Linked DNA regions of Homo sapiens: regions 2, 3 and 4 are each linked to region 1. The links are chromatin contacts, found by Hi-C or POLR2A ChIA-PET in ENCODE. All regions are on one chromosome and are shown on one strand. The core of a region is the stretch at or near the end of the contact, and the rest is flanking DNA. Distances in the headings are between cores, read along the strand shown. Region 1 holds the start of DEPDC5 (DEP domain containing 5, GATOR1 subcomplex subunit). Region 2 holds the start of SMTN (smoothelin). Region 3 holds the start of SELENOM (selenoprotein M). Region 4 holds the start of RNF185 (ring finger protein 185).

Region 1 (7,188 bases), core at 2,683-5,182:
CGACAGAGGCCGGGGGCGCTCCGGCCGCCGCCACCTCTTCGTCTCTATGGTCCCCCTGCACTTCCTCATCCGGGGCCCGAGCCAGCCATGCGGACTCGCCCAAATCCCGCCCCCGCACCGCGCGCGCGCACTCCAAGGGAAGGCTCTTCCTGATTCTGACCTCCCGCCCTCTGCTAGCCCCAGCCTCCCTCAACCCCGCCCCTGCGGCTCAAACTCTTAAAGGGAAACACAACTTTTGGTTCTGCTCCTGCTGAGCCACAGGACCCAGTGCCGGCCTTCGCTGCTGTCACCCTGTTCCAGTCCACCGTTTTTCTAGTCTGGACGGCTACAATTCTAAGGGCCTGCCTGCTTCCACTCTGGCAGCCCGAGAGATCTTATTCTACTGGAAAGAGTGTTTTGGGTCATGACACTCCTCTGCTTCTTCTAATCACACTGACCACTAAATAAATGGCACCTCTGCCTCCAGTTGGTTACAGAACCTTGTTTTATTTTCTTCATAGCTTTAACACTAGCTGAAATTTCTATGTCTCATCTCTTTATTGACTTGTTTATCATTTATCTTCCTCCACCTTGTCTGTTTTGTTCATCACTTAATGCTCAGCACCAAGAGCAGTGTCCGGCACAAAACTAGACGCTCAATGGACATTTGAAGGAAGGAAGAAATGTTTATCCAGTGGAAGAATTGAGGTCCAGATAATGAAATCGACTTGCCCCAAATAATACGGCTTTGTGTTAAAAAATAGAAATCGACCAGGCGCGGTGTCTCACGCCTGTAATCCAGCACTTTGGGAGGCGAAAGCGGGAGAAGCACTTCAGCCCAGAAGTTTGAGACCAGCCTGGGCAACATAGTGAGACATCGTTTCTGCCAAAAAACAAACAGCTGGGTCTGGTGATGTGTGCCTGTAATCCCAGCTACTCTGGAGGCTGAGGCAGGAAGATCACTTGAGGCTGGAAGGTTGAGGCTGCAGTGAGCAGTGATAGTGCCACTGCACTCCAGCCTGGATGACACAGCAAGACTCTTTCTCAAAACAAAACAAAAATTGCTCAGGTGTTGATGCACCTGTGCTCCTAGCTACTGGGGAGCCTGAAGCAGGAGGATCGTTTGAGCCCAGGAGTTTGAAGCTGCATTGAGCTATGATGGTGCCCCCACTGCACTCCAGCCTGGGCAACAAAACAAGACACTGTCTCAAAAAAAAAAAAAAAAAAAAAAATTGAATGCTTCAAAGTTTCGTTTCTTTCTTTCTTTTTTTTTTTTTTGAGACGGGGCCACGTTCTGACACCAGGCTGGAGTGCAGTGGTAGGATCTCGGCTCACTGCAACCTCTGCCTCCCAGGTTCAAGAGATTCTCCAGCCTCAGCCTCCTGAGTAGCTGGGATTACAGGCGCATGCTACCATGCCCAGCTAATTTTTGTATTTTTAGTAGAGACAGGGTTTCACCATGTTGGCCAGGCTGGTCTTGAACTCCTGACCTCGAGTGATCCGCCTGCCTCGGCCTCCCAAAGTGCTGGGATTACAGGCGTGAGCCACCACTCCTGGCCTTCAGAGTTTCTTTATGAGAGTTGCCAAATTAAAAAGTTAAAATATTTGCCTTTTGGCCGGGCGTGGTGGCTGAAGCCTATAATCCCAGCACTTTGGGAGGCCAAGGCGGGCGGATCACGAGGTCAGGAGATCAAGACCATCCTGGCTAATACGGTGAAACCCCCTCTCTACTAAAAATTATAAACAATTAGCCAGGCGTGGTGGCGGGCACCTGTAGTCCCAGCTACTCGGGAGGCTGAGGCGGGAGAATGGCATGAACCCGGGAGGCAGAGGTTGCAGTGAGCCGAGATCGGGCCACTGCACTCCAGCCTGGGCGACAGAGGGAGACTCCGTCTCAAAAAAAAAAAAAAATTTGCCTTTTTAAGATGTCCCATTATGGACATCTCTCAGGAGAAGGAATCAAATTCCCTTGAGGGCTAAGAAGAGAGAATCCTATTAGCTTCCCCAGGGATGGAAGAATGTCCCATCAACCACCATTGCTAAAGACAAAAACTATCTTGGGGGATCTAGGTGTATCTCCTGAAGTGGCAACATAGAAACATTTTTTAACATAACATTGTTATTCTTAAAAAATTTTGTAACTGTTGCAATCCACTGTATCACATATGTTTTATTACAAGATAAACAATTTCAGCCAGGAGTGGTGGCTTGGCCTGTAGTCCCAGTCCCTTGGGAGGCTGAGGCAGAAGAATCACTTGAGCCCAGAAAATTGAGGTTGCAGTGAGCTATGATAGAACCACTGCACTGCAGCCTTGGCAACAGAGCTAGACCTGGTCTTGGGGGAAAAAAAAGGCCCGGCTACAGTGATTGGTGCCTGTAATCCCAGAACTTTGGGAGGCCAAGGCGGACGGATTACTTGAGCTCTGGAGTTTGAGACCAGCCTGGGCCACATGGCAAAACCCCGTCTCTACAAAAAATACAAAAATTAGCTGAGCATGCACCTGTAATCCCAGCTACTAGGAGGCTGAGGTGGGAGGATCGCATGAGCCAGGCAGGCAGAGATGGCAGTGAGACGGGATCATGCCACTGCACTCCAGCCTGGGTGAGGGTGACCTCATCTCAAAACAAAAACAAAAAAACAAACAAACAAAAAAATTGCAATTACTTAACACTTGCATTATTTACCTAACTTCTCCTGAGTCCCAACATAAAGGCATCCATGCTTAAGAACGTTGCTTGTCCTGTCCCAGGGTCCCCTTGGTCCACTGCAGAATCTTTCACTACAGTGTAACATGTTTTTTCTTTCAACATTTTTAAGTTTTCCAAATCCGTAAGAAATGGGCACTGTTAGTATTAAAGATATAAAGAAATTTAAGACAAGTGCTGTGTCGTTTAGATTTAGCAGTCAGTGTGATTAGAAGCAGCAGAGGAGAGGCGTGACCCAAGACACCGATTCTAGTTATAAGGTCTCTCTGGCTTCAAGAGGGGAAGCAGGGAGTCCCTATCGAGTTGCTGCCGCTCAGGTCAGAAACGGTGGACTGGACTAGGGGGCGGGGGTATCAGTGGCAGCAGGCGGAGCTGGCAATTGTCAGGAGTCCTTGGCCAGAGCCTGACCCAGCCCACCCAGCTCTCTGGTTTTCTGCTTGGAGAGAAAGATATCCTGACAGACGCGAGTTTAGGCAGTGCCCTGGGTATGACCAAAGGATGTTGGTTAAAGGCCCCGTTCTGGGAACGGGTCAGGATTCGTCCTTGCTTCCTTCTGAAGGGTTTTGTGTCCTCAGGCTGTTTCCTGGTTTGTGAAATAGGATAGTATCTGCCTCCTGCATCCATCAGGTAATAGGGATGCAATGATTACATAAGGACTATGAAGCCACGGCAGCCATTCTTATTAATAACCTGAGGGGCGCAGAACGTCGTTTAGAGTTTGCAAGGGTTTGAAAAGCCCCCCGTAAGTGGACACTTCCCAGCAGAGGCCATCACCCTAACTCTCGCGTGCTCAGCCCCTTGCATTTTACAGAAGTCCTCCCAGAAACTCTCGTTGGCGCCTCTTAGCTGCCCAATGAGGCCACATGAGTCATTAACCTCGTTCATATAACAGAAAACGGAGCTCTGACGGATCTCGTTTCCCCTGTGGGGAGATCACTGAGTCGGAAACGAAGCTCTGTGGCCATGGATCTACTTCGGATAGACTAGGAGGAAATGGATTTCCTCCGTGGGGCGGGAGGCTCTAGTGCTCGAGGGCAGGAAACGCCAGGAGGTGGCCCAAGGAAGAGGCCGCACACGACGCCCCGCCCCCGGCTCGAGCCCCGGATGAGGAAGTGGTGCGGCCACCGAGACGAGACGGAGGCCCGGCGAGAGCGGCGCGGGGGCGCGAGGGCGGGAAGGAGGCGGGGCCCCGGGGCGGAGCCACCGGAGCGGCGCGGGTTCTCAGGTGAGCGCTACACGGTCGGGGCGGGCCTAGTAGGCGCTTCAGGCTTAGGGGCGGAACAGCGCGGGCCGCGCGGGCGTAGGCGGGGTATCTGGAGGAGGCGCAGGGAACCTGGAGAGGGTCCAGCCCTCAGTGCCCCGGCCAGAGGCGGGAAGGGGCTCTAGAGCTTCGGTGAGTGGAGCTGCCCGCCCCGGACTGGGGATTGGGGGGGCTTGAGATAGGGGACCTTGGCCCAGGTTCGAGTTCCAGGCTCCATCCCCATTCCGCTGTGTGACCTTGGACAAGTCTCTCTCCCTCTCTGAGCCTCAACGGCCTCAGCTGTGAAACGGAGTCAGGGAAGGTCTGCTGAGAGTTCGCACAGACCGAGGTTTGGGGAAGGAACTTCTGCCTTCCTCCTCTTTGTGGTTGCCTTGCTCAGGACATTGGCAGCAAAACGAGAATGGTGGGAGTGTCTCTTAAGTCTCGAGTGACCTTGAGCAAGTCCCTTGCCCGGAGTCACACTTTCATCATCTACAAAATGAGTGGGCTAACCTCTTTTAAGATCTCTTTACTATTTGGGTGTTATTGGTGTAGATGGAGACAAGGTGATGAGCACCCATTCAGCGCAATGCTTCCCCTATGGGGGTGTGATAGAATATCTTCTCCTAGGTTTGACTAGCCCCTGGCCCGAATTCCCCTTAGTTCCTGGATTCTGTGGTTCTATTTGTTCTCCATCGCTCCTTGTAACTGGAGGAGTGACTTCTTCCGAGAGTCACTTGGCACCACTTCACAGCAGAGGAACACCAGTATCTTCACTGGCCTAAAATCAAAGAGTGGTTGCAAGGAAAAATCTGACATTCCAACCTTTTCGTTTGTATTTCTGTGGCAGGGAGGCAAGATGACTTCTCTGCCCCAAGCTTGGAACAGCTAAAGGGAAAAACAGTGCAAGATGAGAACAACAAAGGTCTACAAACTCGTCATCCACAAGAAGGGCTTTGGGGGCAGTGGTCAGTATCGATTGGTCTTTAGAGGTTTTGTAAGTTGGCTGAGGTTCTGGTGTGTGCAATACCTAGAAATTACACACTGACTCGTGTGACAATTGAGGCTAAACAGGCGACTAAACAGACTAAAGCAGCAACTGTCATACAGTAACAATAGGAGGATGGCAGGACCCTTCTAATGCATTTGCATTCAGACTTTTAAGGAACATTGTGAATGCTGCCGGTTTACTACCCTTCATTTGTTGAATTGCATTATTAATTACAAATCTTCCGTGTATGTTCCATAAAATTCCAGCCTGCACTGGTTTGGCAGATAAGAGAAACTAAAATCGTTTATCAGTTTTTACATTGAGTGAGAGAGAAGTGGCATAGATGTGCATAGAGCAGGTATGATCAAAGCATGAACCTTTGCCTGGCTTGTAGGCATGGGAAGAAGGAGCAGGATACAGCATGTTATTCTGCACTGAGCTATAGTCTGAGTATCTACTCTGCTTCTAATTTTCCTGGTGACCTTGGGCAAGCTCCTAGTGTACCTTATCTGAAAGTTGAAGGGCTTTAGAATAGTTTCTCTTAACATCTATTTTTTTTCCTTTCTTTTCTTTTCTTTTTTTTTTTGGGACACGGTCCCCCATGTTGCCCAGGCTAGTCTGGAACTCTAGAGCTCAAAAGATCCTTCCACCTCAACCTCAACCTCCCTAATAGTTGGGATTACAGGCGTGAGCCACTGTACCCAGCTCTCCTTAGTGCCTTGAATCCATAAATCTGAAGAATAAAAGGGCACTTAGTATAATTTTTTTTTCTTTTGTAAGGGAATAATTTTCCATTCTGTCTTAACAGCATTATTTACTTCAGAAATTGGAGTTAACAATATAATGAATCTTTTTATTTTATTTTATTATTTATTGGCATTTTTTTTTTGAGACAGAGTCTCGCTCTGTCACCAGGCTGGAGTGCAGTGGCGTGATCTCAGCTCACTGCAACCTCCACCTCCCAGGTTCAAGCAATTCTTCTGCCTCAGCCTCCCGAGTAGCTGGGACTACAGGTGCATGCCGCCACACCTGGCTATTTTTTTTTTTTTTTTTTTGTATTTTAGTAGAGAGGGTTTCACCATGTTTCCCAGGCTGGTCTCGAACTCCTGAGCTCAGGCAATCCGCCCACCTTAGCCTCCCAAAGTGCTAGGATTACAGGCAAGAGCCACCGCGCTGGCATGAGTCTTTTTAACATTGTATTTTAGGGTGTATTTACTTCTACATTATGTAGGTATAAGCCTCCAGAGGGGAAGGACTGCCAAAAAGGGAAAACAATAGTTTCTCTATCATAGAGCATTGTGAGGCTTAAGTAAAGTGATACATGTAATGCATTTAGCAGAGTGTTAGACTCTGTGCTCAATAAATGTAGCCATTGTAATTACCAGGCTACAGGCATTGCTATATTTAAACTACAATTTCTGCTAAAATGCACAGTCTATTGTTATTACTTTGATGCTGTTGATGTTGCCTAAATATTTGTGGAGTGGAATAAAGCAAATAACTTTTGGCAGAGAAAAGAATACAAGGATACAGTATATACAACGTATACAAATACATGTTTTTATGTATAAAATACAAAGGTAGTTAGATGCTGTATCCAGTCTTCTGCAAGACTATAGGTCAAAATACAACTAACAGCTGGACATGGTAGCTCATGACTGTAATCCTGGCATTTTGGAAGGTCAAGGTGGGCAGATCACATGAGGTCAGGAGTTCAGGACCAGCCTGGCCAACATAGTGAAACCCCATCTCTACTAAAAATACAAAAATTAGCCAGGTGTGGTGGTGCGTGCCTGTAATCTCAGCTACTAGGGAGGCTGAGGCACGAGAATTGCTTGAACCCAGGAGGCAGAGGTTGCAGTGAGCCGAGATCATGCCACTACACTCCAGCCTGGGCAATAGAGCAAGACCCTGTCTTTAAAAAAATAAAAAATAATAAAAAAAAAAGAAACAACCAACAGATATTTATTAGGTGTATACCTGTGCCAGACGTAATGATTATGAATGCCACAAGGTTCTTTGTCCCTAAAGAGTTTTCAGTTTGGTAAGATAGACATGCAAAAAGGAAATGATAAAACCAAGCAGAAGGGGATATGTTCTCAGGGACCTTAATTCAGACTATGTAAATTAGGGAGGAAGCTCCAAAGAGCATTTGTCGTGAAACTGTCAGTGGAAACATAGCAAATAAAATTAGGGATTGCTGGGTGCAGTGGTGTATGCCTGTAGTCACAGCTACTCAAGAGGCTGGGACAGGAGGATCACTTGGGCCCAG
Region 2 (7,188 bases), core at 2,834-5,333, 670 kb before region 1:
CTTGTCTCTACAAAAAATAAAAAAATTAGCCAGGCATGGTGGCACGTGTCTGTAGTCCCACTGTGAGCCTGGGAGGTCAAGGCTGCAGTGAGCCATGGTTGTGCCACTCCACTCCAGCCTGGGCGACAGAGTGAGACTCTGTCTCAAAAACAAAACAAAACAAAAAAAAAAACAACAAAAGAACGAGGGTTCTGAGCCTGTCTCCTTATCTGTATAATGGTGGTCCTACCTCACAGGACTCAAGCTGTGAAGGTCATAGTGGTAACAAAATTGCCACACATGTAGTATAAGCATGATCAGGAGCCAGTGTCCAACCCATCAGGTAGCAATTACATAGTGTCCCACCATGAGCCTAGACCCCCACTCCCTGCGCCCAGGCATCAGGGACTCCCAGAAGTCTAAAGAGGTCCAGGCTGGCACATCCAGAACTCTCTCCTTCCTGTTCCAGCCCCTTGCCTCTCCTTTGTCTGTGAGGCTGGGTCTCCTGGAATTCACTGCTGCCCAGTGGGCATCTGAGGCCCCTTCTCCTCCTGCAGGGCCAGAAGTTTGCCTGGCACTGTTGCCCAGAGAACACAGCGGCTGGATGACATCCTGGAGATGATGGCCTTGCCAAACTGGTTTCCCAGCAGGTCCTCAGTCCCACTCCGAGGGCTGCTGGCCATGACCTAGGACGCATCCAGTTCTGCACATAAGGAGGAAGGTCATACCCCTTGGATCCAGCCAACCCCAACAAGAACCATCCACCTCTAGGGGCTCCATTCTCCAGCCTCACCTGCCTGTCTGTTGCCCAACAAGGTCGTCACAATCCTACTTCCGTTCCTTTGCTAATGCTGTTCCCGTCTCCAGAATGACAGTGCTGTCCTGGGGAGAGAGGCTTAGAGAGCCCAAGGCACAGCTCCTCCATTGTGCATATGAGCAAGTTGAAGCTCCAAGAGGGCCAACCCTTACCTAGGGTTGGAGCCAGGGGTAAGACACCCATCACCCTTCTTGCCTCCTGACCCAAGGCCTGGGCTTTCTCTGAAGGACCCTGACTGGGTGGAGGGTTAGCCAGGGTGACTTAGGGATGCAACACAGACAGCTTGGTAAAATAGTCATTCTCAGACTTGAGCTCTGGAGCAAAATATTACCCCTAGCCTCTGAGCTGCTCCAGCCACTTCCCATTCTGCCTTTCCAGGGTTGAACCTGGAAGAACCTAGAGTAGACCCTTTCTGTGACAGCCCCTTGCCCTAGGAAGGCTTGAAGCAGACCAGTCTAATCACCTCATTTTACAGGGGGCAGGCTGAGGCCCAGGCCTCTCTGGTGCCCACAAGATACATTCATCCTGCTCATCTGGCATTCAGAATCCTTGGCAAAGAGAACCACCCACATTTCCTGCTCCGCCCACAGCCTATCCTCCTCCTTTTCCCAGACTATTGGTCTTTGCTCACACTGTTCCTCTGCCACAAATGCCCTTTCATGCCTTTCCCCCTCTTCTATGTGGGATGAATTTTAAAAATTAGCTGGGCGTGGTGGTGTGTGCCTGTAGTCCTAGCCTCTTGGGAGGCTGAGATGGAAGGATTGCTTGAGCCAGGAGTTTGAGGCCATGGTAAGCTGTGATCATGCGACTGCACTCCAGCCTGTGGGACACAGCAAGACCCTGTCTCCAAAAAAAATAAAATAAAATAAAAACAAGTGTGACACACAGTTTATACACCACTTCCCTAAGAAGTCTTCCAGAGCTTCCCCCATCCTAGTGGCAGCAAAGTGGAGGGAAGGGGCTTCAGCATCAGGCAGAATTCCACTTTAGTCTGAATGCCTTTACTAGGCCAAGGTGCCTTCACCTCCCTGAGCTTCAGCTTCCTCTGTCGAATCAGAGTGTACCTATCTTGCACAGTGGTCACCTGGCAGTAGTGGGAGCCCCACGTCTGACATGCAACAGGTGTTCAGCAAATGCTGGGGCCCTCGTCACGGGATGTTTACTCTTTCCTCGGCTGTAGCTGTAAACTTCCCTAGCACTGTACCGGACTGCCCTTTGATCTCTAGATCACCCCCACTCCCTTGCAGAGAGGAAGACAGAGGCAGGCGGGTATGTCTGGAGGTGGACCCAGGCACTAAGGGCTTGAAGGGGCAGGACCCACACATCCCTTCCATAGGGCCAAGGGCTAGTGAGCGCATGTGCCAGACAGTAAATCCAAGCATGGAGGAACTCACCTGTACCATTCCTCCTAGCCTACAGTAGGGCAGGGAGAAAGGAGGGCATTAGCACAAAGCAGGCCATTCATTGGAGCTGGTGACCGCCATTCAGGCAGGCCCTGAAAATCAGAGGTGGCCTAGGTGTGCCCTGCATGAAGGGGAGGTCCCAAGGGACGCGTGAATTTTGAAGTATTCAGAATTGGTCTTAGAGGGCGCCTGACCCTCGTTCTGGATAATAACATGGCATCTCGCCCAGGTAGAGAAAGCCTAGGACCTTGAAATATGTCCTCCGAAGTGAGCTCTGTTTGCCTCTCCTGCTGTGTAGCATTGACAAGTCGCTTTCTTCTGTGCCTTGATTTTCTTTTTTCTTTTTTTGAGACAGAATCTTGCTCTGTCGCTTAGGCTGGAGTGCAGTGGCACAATCTCGGCTCACTGCAACCTCTGCCTCCAGGTTCAAGTGATTCTACTGCCTCAGCCTCCCAAGTAGCTGGGATTACAGGTGCATGCCACTTGCCCGACTAATTTTTGTATTTTTAGTAGAGACGGGGTTTTTGCCGTGTTGGCCAGGCTGGTCTCGAACTCCTGACCTTGGGTGATCCACCTGCCTTGGCATCCCAAAGTGCTGGGATTACAGGCATGAGCCACCGCACCTGGCCCGTGCCTTGGTTTTCTGATGTGTAAAATGGGACCACTTCTCAGGGGTGTGGGGATGAAATGAAATGACACATGGAAAAGACTCTCAGTGTGGAGACTGGGCCTTTCCTTAGATGGGGGCTGGGGGGTGTCACAGAGGACCTGAACCGGGGCTCTTCTGGGTTAACAGGCTGAAACCACCTCCCCAGAATCCCACATTATAGTGGTTAAAAGCAGGGTCTGGACTCAGAAGGTGCTGGGTATGAATCACAGCTTTACTACTTATCAGCTGTTGTCCTCATCTGTAAAATGGGGCAATAGTCATGGTCTCATGTGCTTGTTATGGGCATTATATGCCTGGTACATGGCAAGTACAAAATAAATGATTTGTTATTGTTTTTATTTGACAGGACTCCAGACCCCATCCTCCCAACTCCACCCACTTTAGTCTCCATGGAGACCCAAGGGCGGCTTTAGGGCCTCTGGCACTGAAGATGGAATAGCTTTGCCTTGTGGATCTGACCTCCTGGGTACCCTGGCTGATTCCTTGTTTGGTCTTGGACATGTCAGCTCTCTCTGGGCCTCAATTTCCCCCTTTTGCTGAATGACAGCCTGGACTCCATATTCCCTATTTAGGACTCCAGCGCTCCTAAAGGCAGACTCTCAGGGCTTGGAAGGTAGAAGCATGCTACAAGAAGGCAATGTCTGTTCAAAGGTGTGTGGGCTGGGGGAGGCGTGCTGTGTGATTGATTCTGCTCCACCTGAGATGGTCCCGGCACTCCAACACAGGGTCAAGGTGCTGCCAGTCACTCAGTCCCTGCTCTGAGGTGGCTCAGACCAGGTGTCCCGAAAGCAGCCTAGGGACGGCGGCCAAGCTTAAACACTGACGCGAGAAAGGGGTGGAGTCGAGGGAGGGGACGTGGTCTCAGGAACAAAGAGGAGGGCGGAGAGGGGCTGTCCTGAAGGCTCTGAGACTCCTACGACCCCAGGAAACTTACCTCGGCTCGGGGCGCCCCCCCCGACTTGGCGCAGAGCCTGCGTCCCCCTGCCGATGCCCACCCGACTCGCTAAAGCCACCGAGGCAGACGACCCCAAGACTCCCAATTTCCGACCTCCCTGGCCCGCGAGGGGCGGGGCCTTCCTCTCGGGGCGTGGCCGTCAAATTGAATTTTCCCAATGGGGCACGAGAGTGGGAGGTACCCAATCGAGGGTTGGCTGGCGCGTCGGGGCAGGGCGGGGCCAGCCGGGCTGCTGGCGCGGCTGGACGGGCAGCTCTCCGCAGAATCCAGGGGACGGTTGCTGAGCGGGCCTGGGACAGCGGGTCGCGGCACCTCCGGCCTGCGCGTGTCTAATCCGTCTGTCGGGTCCCGAAAGAGCTAAGCCGAGCCTGCGCCGGACGGGTGGGCTGGACTGAGAGGTGGGTGTGCGGACCTCGGGGGGGATCCTGGTGCTGCCCCAACGTGTCCGGGGGTGGAACCCGGATGTCTAGACAGGAGTTCTGGAACGTCCAGACCTGGGAGCCCCCACCCATACGAGAGGTCTAAGCCATGGGATAAAGTTATGAGACTGTTGGGGGAAGACGCCCCCGGATTCCTAAGAGACTCCACGCCCCACAGGGGCGCTAGTCTGTGGCGGCAGAAACCCTGGGGAAGCTGCCACAGAATCCTGAGGCCCCTCACAATGTCCGGCGACCCCAGACTGTGTGACAGGGAGATTGGAGAAGAGCAGCGGCAGGGATCTTCTTATAATCCCATGGGTGTCCTAGATTAGGCATTAGGGTCAGCTGCCCCATAGAAGAACAGACATGGGGGGAATCAGAATGTCCGCAGAACCTAAGGCTGGTGACCACTGGACAGTCTTGAAGAGGTTTAACCCAGACAGAGTAACTAGGTAAGAGGCAAGGATCCTAACAGGCAGAGATTGGGAGGTTGACACCTCTGAGCCTACCAGGATGGGAGGGGGAACAAGCAGTGACTTGAACAGGCTGGGACCCACACACCCCAACTGTGTGGAGCGGTAACCCTCACCCCCCACCCATGCACCGTATGGGGTGACTTCCCAAGTGACTGTTCTGAAGAGAGGGAAGGGATGATTGAAAGATGAATCAACAGGAGGTGGGGGGCAGGCCTGGGGCCACACATTAGTCAGTCACCATACATTAACTAAGCATCCACAGTGTGCCAGACCAGGGCCCCTCAAATTCCAGACAGACATTAGTTGGGGCTACAGGAGGAAGGAGAGATCTGCGCTGGGAGGCTGGGCCAGGATTTAGGGGTCCATTTTGATGGGCAGCACTGGGGCAAGATGGGGCTCTTGCCTCTGTCACTGAGAGTGTTCCAGGCCCTTGAGGGCACTTTGGAAGGGAGCTTCGGAAGCCGGAGATGACGAAGATTTTGATTACATCCTTCTCTGCCCTCTAAGTCTTTGGCTTCCTCCTTGCTCAGTGACAAATCCTTGGCCCTCTCCAATCTTCTCAGTTTGCCTGAAATCCAGGGGTTGGGCAGGTCAGCTTCTGAAAGCCCTTCCAGGTGGGGAATTGAATTCTGTATGAATTGGCAGGAGGTGCTGGGTGCCTGGACACCTGGCTTCAGGAGGTCTGGACAGCAGAGCTGGCTCCAAGAATCGGAAGACACAGTGTACCTTCCTATACCTGGGGGAATGACAGTGGTGGTGGCAGCAAGAACTACGGGTTCAGCCCACAGCCAGAAGCTGAGCCTGCGGAGTGGGTGGGGGCTGGGTAGGCCCTGTGGATGGGTGGGTGGGGCAGGAAACTGGAGACTGGAGTGCACCCCCTGGTGGTAAGCACAGCTTGGGTGGGTCTTGCCAGGCCCTGGCTTCTCAATCCAGGTCCCTGCCCTCCCTGTTTTGAGGTTTAGACAGGATGAGAGTCCATCCCAGGCCACACAGCAGACTGGCGGCCAAGCTGGCAGGGCTGGAACCAGAGACCCCCTACCCTGGGTTTGGTGAGTTTTCCAGCAAACCACCCTAGGGCAGAGGGCAGCTTCCAGCCAGGAGCCACATTATAGGATGGGACAGTAATGGACGCTCCTAGGTTAGAGAGGGAAAGTAAGGCACAGAGCCTAAGTGCCTGTGGTTTCTGGAAGCCCCAGCATGCCTGATTCATGTCTGTCCCCTGCAGAATTCTCTGAGCTGGTGACAGGTGCCACAGGCACTGGGGATCTCACCAGAAAGGAACCGACGGAGCTAGGGGCCAGCGAGATGGCGGACGAGGCCTTAGCTGGGCTGGATGAGGGAGCCCTTCGGAAGCTGGTAAGTGGCCCCATCACCCACTGTGGGGACAGGAAAGCCAAGCCAGAGAGGCAGGGTCAATCCAGGGTACCTCTCAGCTGACAGGAAGAAGTGATGGGGGAAAGGTCAGGAGGAGGGGGACATGGGAACAGGGGTAGGCCAGTTCCATGTGGCTGATGCAGAGGCCCTTGTGGCATGTGCCTGTCCATGCCTGGTACTGAAGCCTAGTCCCTCCCAACCCTCCACAGCCACCACCTGTTTAAACAGTAACTGCTGTAGACTCGCCCGTATGCAGCCACAGGTGTGGGGAGGCTGGATATGCCTCTCCAGAGCAATAGCTCGGGCAATGCCCACCCCTGGAAGCTGGCCCAGTGATAATGGTAGCAGCAATGATTAATAATGCCAAGGCCTGGCAGGGGGCAGGCTGGGTACTGGGTATACCATGTCACAGAATAATCACAGCAGCTCTGAAAGCCTGGGCACTGCGACTCAAGAGAGTTAAAATCACCTGCTCAAGGACACCCATCTAAGAAGGAGCTGTGCCAAAATCCCAACCCCATAGTGGGCCACGGGGGACCAGAGTCCTGGGAAAGTCAAGGCTGGACGAGGCCATAAGAGAGAGACAGGTTTTGTGGGCCCTTATGGATTCTGTGGCTTCTCATCTCATTTTTCTACTCTTGAGTCTCAGTTCCTCTACCTGTAAAATGAAGGGAGGGAGGGAGATGTGTTTGCACACAAGCTCTAGGTCCTAGAGTTGGCATGGGGACAGAATGAGGCATGGACCCAGATCTCAGGTGGAGGAAAGATGAGCCCACTCCATCCCCTTTCTTGTTCCTCTTCCTGAGAGCCCTGTCTACCTCCATGCACAGAGGCCGTAGGGCAACCCAGTGGGGCAGGGCTCCTTCCCCAACCCCAAAGGCCAGGCAGCCTGACCTGGAGGAGGGGCCAGAGGAGCTCCATCTCCTCAGTCCCTGACCCTTGTCCATGGGGGTAAATTAAAGATTTACTTTACCTAGAAGACAAGTGACCCACCCCACTCTCATACCTTCCCCCGCAGGCAGAGGCTGGAACCAACCAGCGTAGCCCAGCCACTGGGCAGTGCCCAGCTGCTGCCATGACCTCCCCAAGGCACTC
Region 3 (7,188 bases), core at 2,097-4,596, 650 kb before region 1:
AGGCAATGCGGCAATAAAAAAGACCTTGGGGTAGAGGGGCGCCACGAGAGGCGGGTCTGGCGCTGACATCCAACCCCGTGCCCCCTCCCTGCAGGATGCTGGTGGACTGTGTGCCCCTGGTGGAGGTGGACGACATGATGATCATGGGCAAGAAGCCTGACCCCAAGTGTGTCTTCACCTATGTGCAGTCGCTCTACAACCACCTGCGACGCCACGAACTGCGCCTGCGCGGCAAGAATGTCTAGCCTGCCCGCCCGCATGGCCAGCCAGTGGCAAGCTGCCGCCCCCACTCTCCGGGCACCGTCTCCTGCCTGTGCGTCCGCCCACCGCTGCCCTGTCTGTTGCGACACCCTCCCCCCCACATACACACGCAGCGTTTTGATAAATTATTGGTTTTCAACGATCCTGACTCCTCTCTGCGTCTCCTGGGGGTGGGGAGGGGGTTTGAACCGAAGGCAGCTCCGCAAGGTCTCCAACTCCAGCAGGGATCCTCAGAGGTTCTTCTTCCGACCTCCCACCCCACCCGCCCGCAGCAACGAAGGAGTCGAGCCTCAGTTAAGGCAGGAGGGAATTTAGTGGAGCTGGGGAAGGAAGAAAGTGGGGTTGGGAGAACCTCCCCAACCCCATCCCTGCTGGCCCGGGGACGGGCATCGGCTCTCAGCAAGAGAAGTATTCCCGGGATGCTGAGCGCTTCATTCTGTCTCCAGGACTCAGGCAGGTAGGTCCCAGCTCCGCCGCGCCCCCGGACCTACAGGTCAGCGTGGTCCGAAGTTTCCTCTGGGGGCTTCGCGGGCGCCCACACGTACTCGGGGGGCACCTGCGCGTCGGGCGCCGCCTTGCGGTAGAAGCCGAGCTCCTGCACTAGCGCATTGATCTCTTCGCGGGTCATTTCACTGAGTGGGATGCGCTGAGGCGGAGGAGGGGCGGGGTCAGCAGGCTGGGCCTCGCCTCTGGCCTCGCCCCCAGCCCACCTCCCACGGCCTCACCTCTAGTTCCTCGTAGCGGCGGCCCAGCAGCACGAGCTCAGGGTCGGCCCCAGGGAGGTGTTTCATCACCAGGTTGTGACTGGAGGTGGTGTTAAGGAGCGGGGTGGTGGGCAGAGGGAGGTGGTGGTTTCCGCAGCCTTACTGATGGGAACAGCATTGCCTCCTTTGCTCAGAGCTTACTCTGTGCCCGGGAGGGGCCAGGGTCTCCGCTTATACGTGAGAAAATTAGGGTTCAAAGAAGTAAAGGGCCCTCCTCTCCATTCTGTGGCAGTCATCACTAGTCAATCTCTCTTGCCCACCCAACATGGAGACCACCTCAGAATCCTCTGGGAGCCACTACCAATCAATTCAACTTGTCAGTTGAAAACCATCTGCCACCCCTTTCTGAAGTTACGTGGAGATTCTCCCAGGTGCCCATCCCATTTCCCCTCCCCCAGAACAGAAGGATACTAGAATGGAATGTCCTGCGTGACGAAAGCCTTCACCTGGGGAGGAACCAGAGCATCAGAGACCATGACCTCAGTCTACTCGAGGTACAGACGAGACACTGAAGCCCAGTGAGGTCATAAAGCAAGTCAGGTGCAGGCTAGACTCTCAGCCTAGGCTAGACTCTCAGCCTAGGGATCCTTCCCCCCTCCCCGCCCCAGTCATTGGGACCATGTTGCCCACTCCCCAAGAGGCTCAGGGGGAACAGAGCTAGGGACCTCTTCCTTCAAACTCACCTCCTTTAGGCGGTTCAGCTGTCATCCCCCGCAGGTCTGGAGGGGGATAAAATGGGATAGGTCAGGAGTCCTTCACGTTTATTCCAGTCACATCCCCAAAGCCATACTTCCTTATCCCTGAGTTGGGTCGGGCTGTGAGTTATCCCCGGATCAGCAGTTCCCAAGGTCTGAAGGAAATGCTGGACCCTTGTGGGCAGAAGGGGGAACTGTGTATACAGGTGGGGAGACTCAGGCCTAGAGACACCAGGGGAAAAGAGCAAGGCCAGAGACCCACAGTGTGCCTGCCAGCCTTGGGGCCTGTACATCCTACTGGCTGTGGACTGACTCCCAATGCCCAGGGGAAATGATCACCCTGCTCCTCTTAAGCAGTAGAGACCTGGGCTTGGCCTTTGATCCCTGAAATCTCACAGTGGAGGCAGAGCAGAAGGAAACACCTCAGAATGGCCCTGGGGGCCCCCATTGGAGACACCTACCATCTGGTCCCTACTCTACACAGGCAGACCTCACCCTGCCTGCCACCTGCGGCCCAGCCCCACAGACCATGTGGTTGCTTCCCTGACATGGGAGGATGGGAGGGCTCCTCCCTGCCTTCCCTGAGGAGATGCCACCATCCAGCAGGAGTCTAGACCCCAGGACCACCCACTCCAGCCCTCCTCCATCCTACCCTCAGCCCTTTTCTTAGAGACAGGGTCTCACTATGTCCCCCAAGCTGGTCTTGAACTCCTGGGCTCAAGCAATCCTCCTGCCTTGGCCTCCCAAAGTGCTGGGATTACAGGCGTGCACCACCGGCACCCAACCATTCTACACCCTTTTGTCAGACAGAGCTGACAAAAAGCTCAGAGGCGGGCTGTGATGGTCAAAGTCACATAGCAAGACAGGGACTCCGAACGGGAATTTCCTGGTTGGGGGAGGATGGGAGGCTGCTGCAGAGTAAATGTTGGCAACCAAGTTCCCAACTCGGTTGCCCCTCCGAGTTGGCCCCCTTCCCCGGATCCTGCATATGGGAGGAGGCACCCAGAAAGTCTTCTTTCCCCCCAGGAGAAGGAAAAGAGACTTTCTGGAGCCTCCAGCCCTGGAACCGGGTCGGGGGGGAATTCCAGGAAAACATGAAGTGATGGGGGATGGGAAGTTGGGACAGGATTGGGAGTCATAGGCCACGAGAAGAGTTAGGAGACTGCGTCAGTGTGTCTGGGTGTCCGCTGTCGGACCGGGTAGGGGGAGCTGGGGAAGGGTTCGGAGTTCCAGGCCCCAAAGTCGGTGTCTCAGGCTTCCACGGTGGATGCTGGGGCCATCTGGGGCTAGGGAACAGGAGGGATGGTCCCGGCGCCAGGGGGAAAGCAGGGAGACTCGCGGTTCGAGGTGGTCTTGGGGCCGGGACGGACGGTGCTCCCATGGGGCCGCAGGGTTGGGGAACGATAGTGCCGGGGCTGGAGGCCGGCGTACTCACCTCTACCCGGGCGCGGGTTAGGCCGCTCAGACGGTTCCAGTCCGGCCGGTAGGCAGTGGCGGCTGTGGCTGGGGCCACAAGCGCCGCGAGAAGCAGCAGCAGCGCCAGCGGAGGCAACAGGAGGCTCATCGGGACCCGGCCGCAGATGATGCGCAAGCTGGAGGCGAACCTCCGAGTCGCTGCGCCACGTCTGGGCCCCCAGGCTGGCCCCGCCCCCGCCCCCGCCCCCACTCCCGCTAGAGGCCCAGTCCCGCTGGAGACCACGCCCCCAGCGCTCGGTCTCCGCCCCAGGACTCCCCGCCGTTACCTCCCGCTAGCTCAGGGCGAGGTCCTGGCTCCTCCCTGGCGTTTGGGCCGTCACTTTCCCAGGTCCGAGAGTGTCGACGCTCCTTTTGTCGACCGAGGATGTGGACGCTCCCCCAGGATGCGGCCAGGCAGCGCCACCTCACGCCGGCAGAGGGTGCCGGCGAGACGCTGAGGGACACTGGAGTTTCTGAGCCGAACCTGCGACTTTAAGATAGGGAAACTGGTAGGACATCCAAGAAAAAAAAAGGAAAGAAAGAAAGAAGAATAAATAAGGGAAACTGGCTTTCTGAGGACTCCTCGCTTTGGAGCGTGGGAGATGAGGAGTGAGGTTCGGTGGAGGGGGTGCGGCTTCTGGGAGCCACTGAGACCTACCAGCGTGTCTTCTTACCATCCACAGCTACTGCTGAGCAGACTTTCTGACCTGGGGTGAGGAAAGGAATTTGCTATTCAAAGGTGGGAAAATGCAAGGAGGGTTACAGCTGATAGGCCACAACAGGGTCTTAAATCAGCTGGGTTAAATTTATGGAGTCAGGATTTACTTTTTTTTTTAATGTGGCTATCCAATTCAATTAAAAATCTTGTCTTTTTCATTGCTACTCTGCCGCGTTACCTCTGTTATATATAAATAGGCAACCACGGCCGGGCGTGGTGGCTCACACCTGTAATCCCAGCACTTTGGGAGGCCGAGGTGGGTAGATCACTTGAGGTCAGAAGTTCGAGGCCAGCCTGGCCAACATGGTGAAACCCCATCGCTACTAAAAATACAAAAATTAGCTGGGCGTGGTGTGGGCGCCTGTAATCCTAGCTACTTGGGAGGCTGAGGCAGGAGAATCACTTCAACCTGGGAGGCAGAGTTTGCAATGAGCCGACATCCTACCACTGCACTCCAGCCTGGGCGACAGAGACTGTCTCAAAAATAAATAAATAAATAAATAGGTAACCATATAAATATATGGGAGTCTACTTCTGAATATCATACCCTATTCTAGTCCTTCAGTGGGTTTGTCTAACTACGCTGTCTTATTAACTATAGCTTTATAGTCAGACTTGACATCTGGTTGTGTGTTGGTCCTCTAGCTTTGTTCTTTCTTTCTTTCTTTTTTTTTTTGAGACGGAGTCTCGCTCTGTTGCCCAGGCTGGAGTTCAGTGGCCTGATCTCGGCTCACTGCAACCTCCGCCTCCCGGGTTCAAGCAATTCTCCTGCCTCAGCCTCCCGAGTAGCTGGGACTACAGGCACGCGCCACCACGCCCAGCTAATTTTTTTGTATTTTTAGTAGAGATGGGGTTTCACTGTGTTAGCCAGGATGTTCTTGATCTCCTGATCTCATGATCCGCCCGTCTCAGCCTCCCAAAGTGCTGGGATAACAGGTGTGAGCCACTGCGCCTGGCCCATTTTTTTTTGTTTTTTTGTTTGTTTGTTTTTTTGAGACAGAGTCTTGCTCTGTCAGCCAGGCTGGAGTGCAGTGGCACGATCTCAGCTCACTGCAACCTCCACCTCCCAGGTTCAAGCGATTCTTCTGCCTCAGCCTCCCAAGTAGCTGGGATTACAGGTGCCCACCACCACGCCCAGCTAATTTTGTATTTTTAGTAAATATGGGGGTTTCATCATCTTGGCCAGGCTGGTCTCGAACTCCTAACCTCAAGTCATCCACCCGCCTTGGCCTCCCAAAGTCCTGGGATTACAGGTGTGAGCTGCTGGGCTGGCTATTTTTTTTTTTTTTTTGAGACAGAGTCTTGCTCTGTTGCCCAGGCTGGAGTGCAGTGGCTCAATCACAGCCTGAACCTCCCAGGCTCAAGCAATCCTCCCACCTCAGCCTCCTGAGTAGCTGGGACTACAGGCATGCACCATCATGCCCAGCTGATTTTTTTTTTTTTTTTTTGAGACGGAGTTTCACTCTCATTGTCCAGGCTGGACACTCTCATGTCCAGTGGCATGATCCGGACTCACTGCAACCTCTGCCTCCCAGGTTCAAGCGATTCTCTTGCCTCAGCCTCCTAAGTAGCTGGGATTACAGGCGTCGGCCACCACACCCGGCTAATTTTTTGTCTTTTTAGTAGAGACGAGGTTTCACCATGTTGACCAAGCTGGTCGCAAACTCCTGGGCTCAAGTGATCCTCCTGCCTTGGCCTCCCAAAGTACTGGGATTACAGGCATGAGCGACCATGCCTGGCCTGTGGCCTACATTTTCCTGTGGTGAGGGCCATGTGTGATCCCACAGCCTCAGTAAGCCATCGCAGTCTAGCTTTGTTCTTCTTGAAGGTTGTCTTGACTATACTTGGCCTTTCACACTTCCAGGTACAATTTAGGGCCAGCTCGTCAACCTCCACAGAAAAACCTTCCAAATTTCTATCAGGATTTCAGATTCCCACTGGGGAAATCAATGTGGGGAGACTCTACAGCTTTACATTATTGTGACTTTTCTTCCACGAACATAGTAAGTCCCTCCATTTCTATAGGTCTTCTTTAATTTCCTTCAATAATATTTTGTGGTTTTTAGAATAAATATCTTGCATATCTTTCATTAGATTTACTCCTAGGTATTTAATTTTTTATAGCATTACAAACTCTATTGTTTTTACATATTCATTTTCAAGTTGCTTGGTAGTAGCATATAGGAAGACAATTGATTTTTGTATATTAACCTTGCAGCCAGTGACCTTACTGAATTTTCTTACTCTAATAGTTTAACTGGATATTTTTTTTTATTTTCTACATATGCATATTATATCATCTGGAAATAAAAGTGGTTTTCTTCCTTTCTGGTCCTTATACCTTGGTTTTGTTTCGTTGCACTGTCTTAATTTTACGGTCTGGGGCCTCTGGTACAATGTTGACTGGAACTGATAATTGTCTTTTTCCAGATATCATCTTTAAACGATCATGTTTGCTGTAGGTTTGTTACTGGTGCCTTTTGTAAAAGAAAGTTTTCTATTTCTATTTTTCTTAGAGCTTTTATCATGAATGGATGTTGAACTTTGTCAAATGTTTTCCTGCATCTATTGAGATGATCATGTGGTTTTTCTCCTTTATTTTATTAAATGTGGTAAAATATGTGAACTGATTTTCATATGTTAAACCTTGCATTCCTGTAATAAACCAATTTGGTTGTAGAAAAAAAGAGATAGGAAAACCGAACCCTAGGGAATCCCTGTTTGCGCTGTTTGTTTATTCAGTAGATTACGGGGTCTTGCTGCTGACCAGGCTGGTCTCAAACTCCTGGTCTCAAGTGATCCTCCTGCCTCAGCCTCCCAAAGTGCTAGAATTACAGGTGTGAGCCACTCCACCTGGCCTTTTTATTTCTTTGGACAAAAATTCCAATCAAGGTTTTTACTTCCCAGAGCACACATTGTGGTGATGCAATATTGTGTACCCTGTTGGGATTGGCAGGATAAAGGGGTTAACACATATAAAGCTCATTAGAACAGTACCTAATACAGGACGGGCATGGTGGCTCATGCCTGTAATCCCAGCACTTTGGGAGGCCAAGGTGGGTGGATCACCTGAGGTCAGGAGTTCGAGACCAGCCTGACCAACATGGTGAAACCCCCCACCTCTACTAAAAATACAAAACTTAGCCAGGCATGATTCTCATGTCTGTAATCCCAGCTACTCGGGAGGCTGAAGCAGGAAAATTTGCTTGAACCCGGAGGCGGAGGTTGCAGTGAACCAAGATGGCGCCACTGCACTCCAGCCTGGGGAACAAGAGCAAAATTCTGTCTCAAAAAA
Region 4 (7,188 bases), core at 2,630-5,129, 590 kb before region 1:
ATACTCCTCTACCAGCTGCCCTAACAACTCCAGGGCCTCCTGCAGCTCCAGCAAGTGGTACCCGAGCAATGCCAGTATATTTTGGGGGTAGCCCCTCCACAGTCATGGATACCAAGTTCTCCCCATGCAGCAACACCAGACCCCAAAAGTGCTTTTCTTCGAGCTCTGGTTGCTTCACGTTCTTTGGCTTGATCTTTCTGAACTCATCACAATCGCAGAGGATCAAATTCACATGCTTGTCAAACGCCTTAAAGATGCCAAAGAAGATTGTGCCTTCCTGTAGGATGCATTTCATTCTATAGTCAATGTGCTGCTGCAGCCTTGCTACTCGTGCCCACAGTCGTGATTGCTGCTTCACCAAATCCCGTGTCCACAGTTAAAACTTCGTGCTTCTTAAGACCTGGGGGAAAGCTATAGATAAAGGTATGGTGCAGGTTCTCCCAGAAACAATGCAAGCTGAGGGGGAAACGTGGTGGCTCACGCCTGTAATCCCAACACTTTGGGAGGCTGAGGAGGGCAAATCACCTGAAGTCAGGAGTTCGAGAGCAGCCTGGCCAACATGGTGAAATCCCATCTCTACTAAAAATACAAAAATTAGCTGGGTGGTAGTGGCATGCACCTGTAATCCCAGATACTCAGGAGGCTGAGACAGGAGAATCGCTTGAGCTAGGGAGGCGGAGGTTGAGGTGAGTCAAGATGGCATCACTGTACTCCAATCTGAGTGACAGAGTGAGGTGCTGTCTCAAAAATATATGTATAATTTTTAAAAGTATATTGAAAGCATTGGGTGAGGTGGCTCATGCCTGTAATCCCAACACTTTGGGAGACCAAACTGGGAGGATCCCTTGAGGCCAGGAGTTTGAGACCAGCTTGGGCAACAGCAGGACCCTGTCTCTACAGAAAAATAAAAAATATTAGCTGGGTGTGGTGCGTGCCTGTAGTCACAGTTATTCAGGAGACTGAGGTGGGAGGATCACTTGAGCCCAGGAGTTGAAGCCTGCAGTGAGTTAGGATGGTGTGCCACTGCACTCCAGTCTGGACCACAGGCTGAGACCATGTTTTTTTAAAAAAATAAAAAATAGATAATGGATCGATTGATAGAGAAAGCTCACTCTGTGATGAACCTGTTCCGAGTATCCTCATAACAACTTTTTGAGGAAGGAAGAAATTGGAACACACCTGTGGTTAAACAAGTTGAGTTTATCACTTGTTATGGGGTAAGGGTGAGAGGACATGAATCATGAGAAACAATAGGGCAGCTGGGCTTGGTGGTTCACATCTGTAATCCCAGCACTGTAGAAGCCCAAGGTGGGAGGAACACCTTAGGTCAGGAGTTCGAGACCAGCCTGGCCAACATGGTGAAACCCTGTCCCTACTAAAAATACAAAAATTAGCCGGGAGTGATGGTGGGCGCCTGTAATCCCAGCTACTTGGGAGGCTGAGGCAGAAGAATCACTTGAACCCAGGAGGCAGAGGCTGCAGTGAGCCGAGATCACACCACTGCACTCCAGCCTGAGTGATAGAGTGATACTCTGTCTCAAAAACAAACAAACAAACAAACAAACAAACAAAGGGGCATCTCAGTAACAAAGTGTTACAAAGGACACATAGGATTTGGGCTTGCATTAGGTGATTTGGACGAGGGCTTAAGAAAATGGGGTTTTCTGGATTGGATGCTGCCTATGAGTGAGTACCTTGATAAACATTATTTAGAAGGAGGGAAGAGTAGACCGAGGCTAAATCTATAATCTCTATACAAGCCAGAATAGGGAAATGTTTGGCCATTTTTGTAGTTCGAACAATGCTCATGTTTTGTCTGGGTTTAGACATGATTCAAGTGGTTTTGTTATTGTCTTGATCCATCATGGTCACATAGTGGCTTTGTTTGATGTTGATGTTCTGTGAAGTTTTTATGTTCAATAAGAGAACACACCAAGGTCTATTTGTGAGTGCCAGACCATCTCCTGGATGTCAGGGGCTGTTTTTCTCTTAGCGCTTGGTTTCAAATCCAGGTTTGTGTGACTGGAAACATCCCTTGTATTACTTCTTGATCACAGGAACTTGCAAAGGTGGCTGGCAGACTAGGACTTTCATCTATGAGCTTATTTCATCTACTATTTTTTATTTTTTTTTCTGAGATGGAGTTTCACTCTTGTCGCCCAGGCTGGAGTGCAATGGCACGATCTTGGCTCACTATAACCTCTGTCTCCTGGGTTCAGGCAATTCTCCAGCCTCAGCCTCCCAAGTAGCCGGGATTACAGGTGCCCGCCACCACGCCTGGCTAATTTTTGTATTTTTAGTAGAGATGAGTTTCACCATGTTGGCCAGGCTGGTCTCGAACTCCTAACCTCAGGTGATCTGCCTGCCTCGACCTCCCAAAGTGCTGGTATTATAGGCGTGAGCCACCGCGCCGGCCTTTATCTACTATGTTCACCTCCTACTCAGGTCCGATCCCTAACCGTTCCTGGGATAACTGTAGGTACTTAATAAATGCTTGTTGAATGAATGAAGATGGCTGTCAAGAACTCCAATGACTGCTTGAGTGCAAATCACAAGCTCCATCACCTATCAGTATGTGATTTGATACAATATGTATTAACAGCTAATCCACAATCCATATTCAAATTTCATTACTTGTCCCAATATTGTCCATTACAACTATTCCACCACCACCACTACCCCAGTCCAGGGTCCTATTTAGAATCACACACCACATTTTGTTGTCATGCTTCTTTAGTCTCCTTTAAACTGGAACAGTTCCTCAGCTTTTCTCTGTTTTTCATGACAATGAGTTATTTTGTAGACAGTGTCCTTCATTTGGGGTTCTCTAGCACTTCCTCATGAGATGTGTACGGTGCACTTTTGACAGAAATACCACAGATGTGTTCTCAGTGCATTTTATTAGGAGGCCCTTGATCTGACCCATTAACTAGTGGTGTTAACTTTGATCACTTTGATCTGTTTGTTCTGCTAGGTTAAACCTCTGTAACATCACCATTTTCCCTTTGTAATCAATAGCTAATTTATGGGAGACACTTTTGCTGTTGTAAACATCCCGTTTCTCTAGTTTTACCACACATTATTGATTTCCTAATTCCACCATGTTTATTAGCTAGCATTCTACTAAAAGGAAGACTTTCCCTTCACCCATTAATATGCTCACTTCTTTATGTTTGTAAAGACTCATGGATTACTATTTTATTCAATTAGTTATACTCTATTACTATCACTCCATATTTTGATTCTGAAATTGCCCTGACTTGGCCAGTAAGATCTCCTTAAAGACAGCTCCTGTGTTCTTTGACACATTCCCATGATTCTTATTACCATCATCCTTATATTCTGGTGTAACAAGATGTTCCAAGTTTATCTGGTACTTTCCGGAATGAGTTAGTTCTTTCTCTCTCTCTTTTTTTTTTTTTTTTTTGACGGAGTCTCACTCTGACGCCCAGGCTAGAGTGCAGTGGTGCGATCTCAGCTCACTGCAACCTCCGCCTCCCGGGTTCAAGCGATTATCCTGCCTCAGCCTCCCGAGTAGCTGGGATTACAGGTGTGCGCCACCACGACCGGCTACTTTTTGTATTTTGAGTACAGAGGGGTTTCACCATTTTGGCCAGGCTGGTCTCGAACTCCTGACCTCAAGTGATCCATCCGCCGCGGCCTCCCAAACTGCTGGAATTACAGGTGGGAGCCACCGCGCCCGGCCGGAATCAGTTTTTTTCTTTTAGGAGCCCCGAACCCAAAGCTCTTTGAAAAGCTGCCGAAGCTCCAAGGTTCCTCCGCTTCCTGCCCGCAGGCGGAACCTTAGAGCTTCAGCCATGGAAATTAACCTCTTCCGGTTGGGGCCGGAAGTCCCTCCGAGAGGGGCGGCTCCGCGTCATGTGACTGGAGTCCGCGTAGGAGGGGTCGGAGGTCTTACCCAACAGATTGACGCGGCGTTAGTATTGGCCGTGTACCCGAAAAACTGATTGACTGGGCTGGCGTTAACTGTGCGGAGGCAGGTATGTGAGGGGCTGGGGTTGGGGCGGGGGCGCCAAAGTTTAGGGACGGGGGCGGGAGACCCGGGTCCGCCTTCCCAGGACACACGGGCTTGAACATCTGAGCCCAGGGGCCCAGAGACAGCAAGACCGGTCGTGTCTGTCCCCGAAAAGAGGACGAGCTGGCGTTGTGGTTCTGCGTCCCATGAATACAGATTGGGGAAACTGAGGCCTTGCGAAAGAGAAGGGCTCCCACAAGCTCTCCTTTCGAGGCATGGGCACTGATTCCCATTCTATCCCCCGTGCGAGACCGCCTCTATCATCTGGGAGTGCATTTCACGAGTTTGCCCTGAGTGGAGAAGCAGAGGCCGGGGAGCGCGGTGAACAGAGTTGGGCTGAAAGTAAGAGACCTGGATTCGAGACTTCGCCACCGACAGACAATTGTGCGTTCTGGGCCAAATCTCTTCCCTGTGCTGGGCCTCAGTTTTCTCGTCTCTAAAACGGGGCAGTGTTTTTCAAAATATGGTTCTTACACCATCTGCTTTGTAATTCTCTGAGATGCCGGCTTTACAGCGCGGGACTCAATTCAGACTTCTGGTTTAGAATCTGAACTTATGCGTAGGGGGGTCCTGTATATACTAATGTTTGAAGCTCATTGATTTTAAGTGCTTTCCTGCTGTGAGCACTAGATATCCATTCTTCGCTTTGAGGCAGCTGGTGCCAGTTCAGGAACTTTGAAAGAACTGGAATGGTTAGCTCAGTAAAGAGAGCACTGGAAGGGAATTAACTTTTTAAAAATTGAAAATACTGTTACGGCAAAGAGGGCTTCCACTTCATCTTTAGGCTAAAAGAGGCAGAACTAGGACTAACAGGTGAATTCTACAGGAAGGCAAGATTTTTGCTTAATAGAAGAACTTAAATGGAAGAATCGTCAGAGGTGACCACCGATGGAGTGAATGGATTGCCTCCGTGCCTCCTTTCGAGGGAGGTATATAGGTATTAGATGAAGGTCCTTTCCAACTTGAAAGTCTGTGATTCCAAGGAGTTGTTCTGCATCTTTCTGGTGCTGACTCTGCTCTCAAGGCAAATGTGACTTTTTTCTTCTCTTTTGACACTTCCATCACTTTAGCCTACATCTCCTGTAAATAAGGCCAATGCATCTGACCTTACATAATCTCTTCCTGGTTGTCCTGTGCACCATCCTTCTTTTCAAGGACTTTGGAATGACCCAATATCTGATAGAGGCACCTTAAATGTTTATTGAATGAATAAGTAAACTGGGTCCCACCCCATGGGTTAGTAGCTTTTTTCTAAGAACAAGTTGGAAATGCCTCTGAAGATTTTATGTTTGACCAGGAGAAGCCAGTGAACTCTGAATCACAAAATTGAGGACTCTCAGTTGAAAGCACCCCTTGAGGTTGTTCAGACCAGCCTTCTCTTCCCTGGAACATAATCCCTGCTTGAATCCTCTCTTCAGCAATATGTGTATAGATGTGAGAGAATTTTTGCAGTCTGTTGGCTAGCTTTCCATGCATCATATAAAAACAGTCCTCTTATAGACTTGACTTGCCAGTTCACACACATGACAAGTTCCAGCTTTTTTTTTTTTTTTTTTGAGTATTTAGTAGAGATGGGGTTTCACCATGTTGGCCAGGCTGGTCTCGAACTCCTGACCTCAAGTGATCCGCCTGCCTCAGCCTCCCAAAGTGCTGGGATTTCAGGTGTAAGCCACTGTGCCTGGCCTCTAGCATACCTTTGGTTTTCTAATCAAACATTATTATGTCCTTATTTTGTGCATTACAAAGCTCTGCCTAAATCACTTTTTCAACACCTGCTAGAATGCTTAGGAATGTTTATGTTGTCTTAGGGAGCAGAGGCTCCATATTATGACCCAGTTCTGCTGACTTGCTCCCCCGCCGCCACAAAAGTTAGGGTTGAGCCAAAACTTCCTGCCAGTTATCGACTTGTGTTTCCCAAGATTAAAAAATAAAAAAGTTGTGAAATGCTTATTCAGATGTTATCCAGGTACTGGGTAAAATGATCTTAATTTGTTGGAGTTTTTAGAACTTCTCGATCTAAAAGTTTCCTTTTAAAGAAGTGTCTGAATTGACATTCTCATAAGTATGTTCTTCAGGCCACTGGTCTGAAGAAGTGGCTCTGAAAAAAGGATTTGATGCTAATAATAAGTTTGAGAAAGCCACATACCATTATTCTTTCTTGGAGCTTCTCAATGTGTAATACCACATTAAAACCACTGAGAGGTCCTGCAATAAGGAAATGTGCCTTATAAGCCAAGATAATAACTTGTTCCATTTGTTTAATCTACTTGATGTCAAATCTTTTTTTTTTTTTTAATTGAAGCACACGTTAGCAAATTCTGACCTAGAGTGGGGATCTGCATACTATATATAGGCTGTGAACCAAACCTGGACCTACTGCTTGTTTATATGGTCTGTGAGCTAAGGGTGCTTTTTACATTTTTCTTTCTTTTTTTTTTTTTTTTAAGACGGAGTCTCGCTCTGTTGCCCAGGCTGGAATGCAGTGGCTCCATCTCAGCTCACTGCAAGCTCCGCCTCCTGGGTTCATGCCATTCTCCTGCCTCAGCCTCCCGAATAGCTGGGACTACAGGCGCCCACCCCGATGACTGGCTAATTTTTTGTATTTTTAGTAGAGGTAGGGTTTCACTGTGTTAGCCAGGATGGTCTTGATCTCCTGACCTCGTGATCTGCCCGCCTCAGCCTCCCAAGGTGCTGGGATTACAGGCGTGAGCCACCACGTCTGGCCTGCTTTTTACATTTTTAAATGATGGGAAATAAAAGAAGAATAATATTACATAGGTGACAATTACAGGAAGATAAAATTTCAGTGTTCATTTCAGTCACACCCATTTATTTATATTCATATATATTTACATATTGTCTTTGGGTGCTTTAATGCTACTCAGTGGAGTTGATTACTTCCCATAAAAACCATATGGTCCACAGAGTCTGAAGTATTTACTCTATGGCCCTTTATGGAAAAAAAATTGCCAATTCCTGACCTGCATCGTGTACATTTTTTTTTTTTGAGACAGTGACTCGCTCTGTTGCCCAGGCTGGAGTGCAGTGGCACGAACATAGCCTACTACAGCCTTGACCTCCTGGGCTGAAGCCATCTTCCCACCTCAGCCACCCGAGTAGTTGGGACTACGGGCACACACCACCACACCCAG

Evidence for each region. A loop is a pair of places that touch in the nucleus more often than their neighbours do. ChIA-PET counts read pairs that join two places held with the same protein, here RNA polymerase II (POLR2A). Pooled maps may share reads with other maps.
Region 2: a loop to region 1 is called in a map of naive thymus-derived CD4-positive, alpha-beta T cell, with 6 times the contacts of the local background. The contact joins the promoter of SMTN here to the promoter of DEPDC5 in region 1. A Hi-C loop is called at or near these places in 1 of 168 maps with a recorded cell type or tissue (naive thymus-derived CD4-positive, alpha-beta T cell), 8 of 37 single-sample maps with no recorded cell type and 13 of 50 pooled maps. POLR2A ChIA-PET finds 5 or more read pairs at or near these places in 1 of 52 experiments (HCT116).
Region 3: a loop to region 1 is called in a map of CD8-positive, alpha-beta T cell, with 8 times the contacts of the local background. The contact joins the promoter of SELENOM here to the promoter of DEPDC5 in region 1. A Hi-C loop is called at or near these places in 2 of 168 maps with a recorded cell type or tissue (both CD8-positive, alpha-beta T cell), 1 of 37 single-sample maps with no recorded cell type and 8 of 50 pooled maps.
Region 4: a map of B cell shows a loop between it and region 1 (12-fold over the local background). The contact joins the promoter of RNF185 here to the promoter of DEPDC5 in region 1. A Hi-C loop is called at or near these places in 3 of 168 maps with a recorded cell type or tissue (B cell, CD4-positive, alpha-beta T cell and naive thymus-derived CD4-positive, alpha-beta T cell), 2 of 37 single-sample maps with no recorded cell type and 10 of 50 pooled maps.

The regions. Positions count from the first base shown.
Region 1 is chr22:31,750,087-31,757,274 of GRCh38, forward strand. DEPDC5 (DEP domain containing 5, GATOR1 subcomplex subunit) reads left to right here and starts at 3,933. Exons shown (of 43, transcript NM_001242896.3): 1 at 3,933-4,078; 2 at 4,776-4,893. The coding sequence starts at 4,836. It overlaps PRR14L (proline rich 14 like), which reads right to left and starts at 46. Exons shown (of 9, transcript NM_173566.3): 1 at 1-46. It also overlaps the pseudogene RN7SL20P. RefSeq lists enhancers at 1-487, 1-271 and a silencer at 3,698-4,007.
Region 2 is chr22:31,077,235-31,084,422 of GRCh38, forward strand. It overlaps SMTN (smoothelin), which reads left to right and starts at 4,084. Exons shown (of 21, transcript NM_134269.3): 1 at 4,084-4,222; 2 at 5,945-6,075. The coding sequence starts at 6,025. RefSeq lists a silencer at 3,966-4,125.
Region 3 is chr22:31,104,222-31,111,409 of GRCh38, forward strand. SELENOM (selenoprotein M) reads right to left here and starts at 3,347. Exons shown (of 5, transcript NM_080430.4): 1 at 3,156-3,347; 2 at 1,709-1,744; 3 at 1,437-1,471; 4 at 987-1,065; 5 at 556-907. The coding sequence starts at 3,284. The coding sequence ends at 749. It overlaps LOC105372995 (a long non-coding RNA gene), which reads right to left. Exons shown (of 3, transcript XR_938163.3): 2 at 3,850-3,882; 3 at 3,415-3,665. It overlaps LOC124905100 (a long non-coding RNA gene), which reads left to right and starts at 3,661. Exons shown (of 2, transcript XR_007068063.1): 1 at 3,661-3,887; 2 at 5,758-6,231. It overlaps SMTN (smoothelin), which reads left to right. Exons shown (of 21, transcript NM_134269.3): 21 at 95-403. RefSeq lists enhancers at 1-531, 2,031-2,803.
Region 4 is chr22:31,156,303-31,163,490 of GRCh38, forward strand. RNF185 (ring finger protein 185) reads left to right here and starts at 3,880. Exons shown (of 7, transcript NM_152267.4): 1 at 3,880-4,001. It overlaps MIR3928 (microRNA 3928), which reads right to left and starts at 3,817; the gene lies at 3,760-3,817. It also overlaps the pseudogene SNRPNP2.